Linked DNA regions of Mus musculus: region 1 is linked to region 2. Evidence: chromatin contacts called from ENCODE Hi-C data. All regions are on one chromosome and are shown on one strand. The core of a region is the stretch at or near the end of the contact, and the rest is flanking DNA. Distances in the headings are between cores, read along the strand shown.

Region 1 (3,345 bases), core at 767-3,266, 6.5 Mb after region 2:
AATGTTCTTGTTATTAACTCAGATAATTTCTTTGCCTAATGACCATCAATATTCATTGCCTGGCATTTTTCTGCTATAACTTTTGGTAATTAGGATTGTTTTAAATGATGCTACAAATATAGGTGAGAATATTAAAATAAATCATACAAGATGGTTATATGCTTTGAAACATTAATTCAATAAAAATCAGAAGAGTTTGTGGAGGTACTAATTTACAATAGTTTATTAATATAATACTTAATTTCAGAAAATCATCTGGCTTAGAATAATGCTTTTCAACTTCTGTTCCTATGAATGACACTGGGTTATTTAATGTGCTGATTTCGCTTCTTTCTCCAGTTATTTAATGACTATTTGTAACAAGTCCTATCTTAAACTCACCTTGTCTGTTTTTATACATCAGGGAACTCGGTAGTATAAATAAAAATAAAATAAAAACATAAATCAGCCGCAAAGCTTTTAAAAATTACAAGTGTACAAATTAATGTTTCAATTACATTGAAAAACATGTGGAAACTGAGCCAAAAATCACTGAGGAGTTACTCAGGATGAGTTTGTAATATTTTGTTTATTTGCCAGACTACTAGAAATTGAGCTCAGAATGCTAGCATTGAAAGGCATCTTGCAGCTTATATTTCACTTAAGTAAGAAAACGTAGAATTTAATAAATTATGCTAATAAGCACAATTTTAATCCAAAACTGATATCTCCCATTCCTTAGCAATAACCTGTGATGCCGCTCTGACAGCCACTTGTTAAGTAGGCACTAGCTCCTTAGATTCTCAGGACAGTCTGTACTGTGGCAAGAGAGACCTGCAGCTGCTTCATCTCAGCATCATAGCTGAAAATCTAATTTAATTCCTCTGCTTAATGAGCTAATCCACTTGCTTATCGTGCCTCTGTTTATGTATTTATGGAGACTCCTTTCACACTCTTCCCCCACAAGTTTCCAGTATAATTGAAGTAACACAACTCTAAGCTTAAGAGTTTAAAAACCATGAAGTAATGTAGAAATCACTACATTTTCTTAACCCTGGGCAGTTGTGGGGTTTATGGTTGGTTGGTTGTTGGTTGGGTTTTTTGTTTGTTTGTTTGTTTGTTTTGTCTTGTTTTTGTTTTCCCCTTACCTTATTTGTAAGACACCCATGATCTTAATACAGTGGAGACAATTCATGAACACCCCCCCCAAAAGAAAAAAACCCAATACAAACAACAACAAAAACAAAGGAAAACCAAAAATGGGGTATTTACACAAATCTAGCAACAAAGAACAATGAAAATTCCATTGGTTCCCTAGTTAGAGGTGTAAATGTCAAAAGAAGCGGAAAGCAAACAGAAGTCCAAGCCGGTGGCTTTTCTTCTTAATCCAACTTTGTGTTCAGCCACACAGGAAGACTCTGGAACCCCATAGTCTTCTGCCATCCCTTCCTTAGAATACTGATTATGTGGAAAATTTAAAGACCCTTCCTGGGGTGCAAATGTTTTCCAGCTGTCAGGACTTGAGCTGGTAGTACAACTAACTTTAAAAAGGCATTGTTTCCTGATTAAGGTATTTGTTCAGAAACTTGCCTTATAGCCCGCTCACATCGTTAATAATTGGTAAATTTATTTTCTAAAGTATCACTGTAAATACTCTTATGCACTAGTAGTACATTTTGTATGCATTCTGGAGTAAGACTCTCTAGTATCCCTTTGTAGACTAAATGAAGCGGTTTCAACATTATTTCAATGCCACTTACTAAATTCTTGTTAGAAACATTGTCATAATACTTAAGAATAGTGCTGAGAATACATACGTTTATTTTGAATAATACACTTACCTGGCACAGCTCCTAAGGAAATTCTGTGGGAATAGTCTCAGGAGGGAGTTTGATTTTCTGAGATACTGCACAAGAGTTTCCCGGAGGCGAGGTGTGGAAAGCTTTGCAATGTGGTCCTGCAGGCAGCGTGAGGTCCAGGCAACAGAGCCCGCCGGTCCTAAGGCAGAAGTGCACGCTGCGAAGAGAGGGCTTGTTCTGAGTAGATGGGGAGTGTTGTCAGATTGTAAGCGATCAGCAGCAGAAGGGAAACATCACAGCTTCCTGTTACATCACCCCGCCCCGCCTGCACTTAGTGTTAGGTTACTTTCTTTCTCAAATAGCTTACCCCAGGAAAGGAGCAGCAACTCCCTTCTCACTCTGACAAGAGCAAGAAGCAGCCTGAACAGACAGAGATCCTTTGCTGTATGAACACATTGTTACCAGCAAAAGCTGGCTGCCTTTCACCTAGACTGAGTTCTGTTAGAACTTGCTGCCTGGGATTTGAAGGCGATCTTGGTGTAAAAGAATCAAAGGAGTTAGGAGTGTGGGTGTGTGTCGAATTAAGGTTCACAGAACAACCAGGAACAATTTATCAGTCACATCTTTTTTTCTTAAATGTGCATGGAATTTTGAGCATCAGAATTACTAATTCGGACTCAATTTTGAGCACTAATATCTGATGCAACTCCACAACCAGTTTTGCATGAGAAGATGAACAGGCTTCGGGCTGTCCTTTCTAGGAGTTCCTGAGTTGTATGTCCTGTAAAGCCAGACTGTGTATAGAGTATGAAATCATTGTACATACTTTTAAATATCTGACATAATTATATCATTTTATATAATCTAAACATTATACTAGTTGTACCTCAAAATAACCTTCAAGGAAAGGTGGCTTTAGTTTAACATGATACTATGAAATAATTTCATACAATAAATGAACTTCAATTTAAAAAAAAGTTTTCCCTCTAAACATAATTATATCATAAAGTAAGAAATCATTGCGTATGATCAGGAAAAAAAGCCTATAAACCTGAAATATACTTGTTAGTTTTATATAATATGATAAATTATGAGATTTGGCAATAATCATAACTCCTGAAGCCAGACAGCACTAAAAGTCACATGATCTTTGCATCAAATGTCTCACGTATAAACTGGAAAGGATGGATAAAATAATATAATTTGTCTGTTTAAACTTTGAATCAACATATTTTATAACATTTAGAAAATGGCAAGTTCTAACTAGCTACTACAATCTTGCTGCTTCACCTTGGAGGAACAGACGAATAGCGAAGCTACTACAACCAAGTAGCAGATGAGGAGCTCAAAGTCCTAGCAGATGAGGAACCGCACTAAAGACACAGGGTGCAGAATCTCTGGATATCGTGTTCCTGAAAGACACCGCCATTTTTAAATGTTTCCTATCTTGATCCATGGAGGAGATTTATTGCAGAATCTTTAATTCTGTATATGGATATAGAATAGGATGCATCCGTTTAGAAATATGGGACATAATTGACCATCTCCATCACTGAAAATGGAAAGT
Region 2 (3,646 bases), core at 392-2,891:
GAGGTTTTGGATTGTTGGACTTCAATGCTTTGATAGCTGGATCTCTGCAGGTTAGATCAGGGAACAGATCTTGGGGGCTAGCTTGAGGAATGTGATCTAACGGTTTTTAACAAGACACGGGGACTTGGGAAGGAGAGCCTTGTCCACCACATTCAAGCTGGCTAGAGTTCCTGCAGTAATTTCAGACTTACAGAGAAAACAAGGGAAATCTGACAGAAAAACCCTCAAAGACATTAGTTCCAATCTGCTGTATTACCGATAATCACTTCTTTCTGGAACTGGTCTATTTCCAGACTGAGTCTGACTGGGCCAGTCATGAACAAGGTAGGACTCAACTAAAATAACCAGTCTAAACCCGGCTAGCCCACACCTTTAATCCCAGCACTCAGAAAGCAGAGGCAGGCAGAACTCTTTAAATTTGAGGTCAGCCTGCTCTAAGGAGTGAGTTCCAAGACAGTCAAGACTACACAGAGAACAGGAAAAATAAATAAACAAAAGGCAGTTTAAATACAGAGCACAATTAACAGAAAAGGTAGCTCATTTTCACATGTATGGATCTTTTTTGCCTTCATATACATATAGGGACAGTTCAAGTTGCTGGTGCAAGTGGCTATCAGCAAGCAGGTATCCAGTCCCCTGAATCTGATATTATAATTTGTTGTGATCCATCTTGTGGGTGCTTGGATCGAACCTAGATCCCTCTGAAAGAGTGCTTTTAACCACTGGGCAAACTCACCAACGGCTTGCCGGGGCTCAGTTACTGTTTCTATTAATACCTTTCCCCAAATTATTCTTCCGGGGGGCGGGGGGGCGAGTTAAGTGGCTACAATGTATCAAAAAAGTCTTGCATTTAGAGCAGGTCAAACAGCTGGCACAGTGCTGTTTGTACTGTAGGGCCTGCAGCTCGCTAGGGGCAGGAACTGCAAACCCATGTTTGGAAGTTGCAAATAGTAGAGGCTTTTAGAGTTAAGGTTAACTACGTATGCGACCTAAACACAGAAGATGCGAAACATGGATCACTAGGGCTAAACATGACAGGGGTTCAGTCAAGTCAATGAAAACGATCCATAAATGAAAATGTAATAGAATTGGCTACTGGGATAAGCTGGAATGAGGCAAACGCGTTACCAGAATTTATTAATGCCAGCCCCGGGACGCCGACTGGGGACGCGACCCAGGGTGCTCCCAGGAGAGGTGTTCACCGACAACCCAGACCAAGGCCCAGACACGCACGCCCCGCCGCCGGCGCTAGGCCCAGCCGGCTCACACGGCACCTCGCGGGCCGCCGGTGGAGACGGCGCAGCCACATGAGGAAAGCAAGGCCCACCGGGCAAGCGCCCACTCGCAAGTCCCTGCCCTCTCCACGCGACCTAGCAACCCGCCGCCCCCACTCTGGCTCCTAGTCTATCCCGAGTCTTCAGAGTTCCGTAATTACCTAAAGCTCCACCGCGCCGCCATCATACCGGAAGAGCGTCAGTTCCCTTTCCCGGGTGAAAGTAGCGCGAGAAATTAGTGAAAAACTGGTAGTGAATTGGCAGGTATGTGATACGATTAATGATAATGCGGTATAGTAACACCTTGAGTCAAAGCAATCCAGCTAGTAACACTGTCATTCCTTACAAAGAACACGAGAAAAGAACATGTGAGTCCGAGTGAACTACAAAGTCCAGCATGCTCTGGCAGCGCGGACGGAAATGAGTTGTAGTTGGACCGCAGTGCATGACGGGAATTGTAGTTCGTTCGGATAGGAGGTCACACTAGAGACACTTTTGAGAGCTAGGTTTTCGAGGCATGCTTCTTATTCTAACACTACTCATCTTCTAAAGCCATAAAAAGTAGCTCTTAGTAGACACCGTAGCTTTTCTTTCTTTTTTTTTTTTTTCAGTGTAAAAGCTTAACACTAAGATACATACTATGAAACTACCGCAGAGGCTTACTATATAATACCTTGCCTGAAAATAATAAAAAAAGTAGCGATCCCTTTCAGATTTTTGACAGAAGCTTTACCAAAAGTCTGTTTGGGAGAAGAGGGGAAAGTGACAAAATGTTTAGTATCTATTAAGTTCCAAGATTTTAAATTCAAGTGAATGGAAGACTATCTGATTATAAATGATATGTTGTAAGGACAGTGAGAAGTAAATTGGAGGCCCAACATGGTGGTGTCTGCCTTTACTCCAAATATTTTGGAGGCTGAGACTGGCACTGTGTGTTCCAAGACATCCAGAGCTACATAATGAGCCCCTGTCTTGAAAGAGAGAGAGAGAGAGAGAGAGAGAGAGAGAGAGAGAGAGAGGAAGGTGAAAAAAGAAAAGAAGCAAGTTGCCTGGCGTGGTGGCACATGCCTTTAATCCCAGCACTCTGGAGGCAGAGGCAGGTGGATTTCTGAGTTCGAGGCCAGCCTGGTCTACAAAGTGAGTTCCAGGACAGCCAGGGCTATACAGAGAAACCCTGTCTCCGAAAATAAATAAATTAATTAATTAATTAAAAAATTAAAAAAAAAAGAAGCAAGTTGTATTTATGATACTTTCAGGGTTGGAATGTGAAATCTGTAACGAGTTTAGAGCACTGGCCTCAATTATACTGTTTCCTTAGTCTTTGATTTTCAGTGTTACCAAAAGGTAAGTGTTAAAGAGCATGCTAATGTGATTGGAAAGCTCTTCCTAAAACAACATCATCTTTATATTTCAAAGTATTTTGTAAACCAGGCCTGGCTTCTCCAAGAATTTTGTTTATTTTTTAAACAGGGACAAGGTCTCACTATGTAGCCCTGGCTGGCCTGGAACTTACTATGTAGACCAGGCTGGTCTTGAACTCACAGAGATCTGCCTGGCTCTGCTTCCTAGGGGCTGGCATCAAATGCCTGGGGCAGTAAGCTCTGCTTCTTTATTATAATTTTAGGGTGATTGAGCTTTCAGCCTTTTCCTAGAGATAGTATGACTTTGTTAGCGTTTCTCCTGCTATAAAGTGACACCATGACTACAGCAATTGTTATATTCAAACAAACAAACAAATGAACAAACAAACAGCCAATCTAATTGGCTTACAACAGAGGTTTATTCCATTATTGTGATGGTGGAATTCATGGTGGGGAGTTTTATGGCATCTAAGTAGTAGGGGGGCTAGAGAAGGAGTTGAGAATTCTATATCTAGATCCACAGACAGCAGGAGAAGACGTTCAAACACTGGCCAGGCGTGGGCATCTGAGAAGCCCACCTCAGTGACACACTTCCTTCCACTGCACCAAGTCTACCTCAACAAAGCCACACCTCCTAATTCCTGTGAGTCTATGTGGGCCATTTTTATTCAAACCCCCACAGGGTGTAAACAAAATAAAAATCCTGGGCTAGGCACTTTAATCCCATAATTTAAGAGGCAGACCTGTGTTCAAGTGTTCAAGGCCAGCCTGATCTATATAGTCAGTTCTCAGCCAGCCAAGGCTACGTAGTGAGCTTTTAATACTAGTACTTGGGAAGCAGAGGCAGATAGCTCTCTAAGAGTTTGAGGCTAGCCTGGTATACAGAGTGAGTTTCAAGCCAGCCAAGGCTACATAGCAAGACCATGTCAAAAGCAGAAAGAAAACAAGGCAAATCAAACCAGCAACAACAATATCAATAAAGCAAAGGGAATAATAAAATTCTAGAGCTGG

What was found. Hi-C counts contacts between places; a loop is a spot of excess contacts on that map.
Region 1: a map of heart shows a loop between it and region 2 (5-fold over the local background). The contact joins the promoter of Calcrl here to the promoter of Cwc22 in region 2. A Hi-C loop is called at or near these places in 5 of 37 maps with a recorded cell type or tissue (gastrocnemius and heart).

What each region holds. Positions count from the first base shown.
Region 1 is chr2:84,423,250-84,426,594 of GRCm38, forward strand. It overlaps Calcrl (calcitonin receptor-like), which reads right to left and starts at 2,017. Exons shown (of 16, transcript NM_018782.2): 1 at 1,821-2,017.
Region 2 is chr2:77,944,715-77,948,360 of GRCm38, forward strand. It overlaps Cwc22 (CWC22 spliceosome-associated protein), which reads right to left and starts at 1,642. Exons shown (of 20, transcript NM_001362658.1): 1 at 1,436-1,642.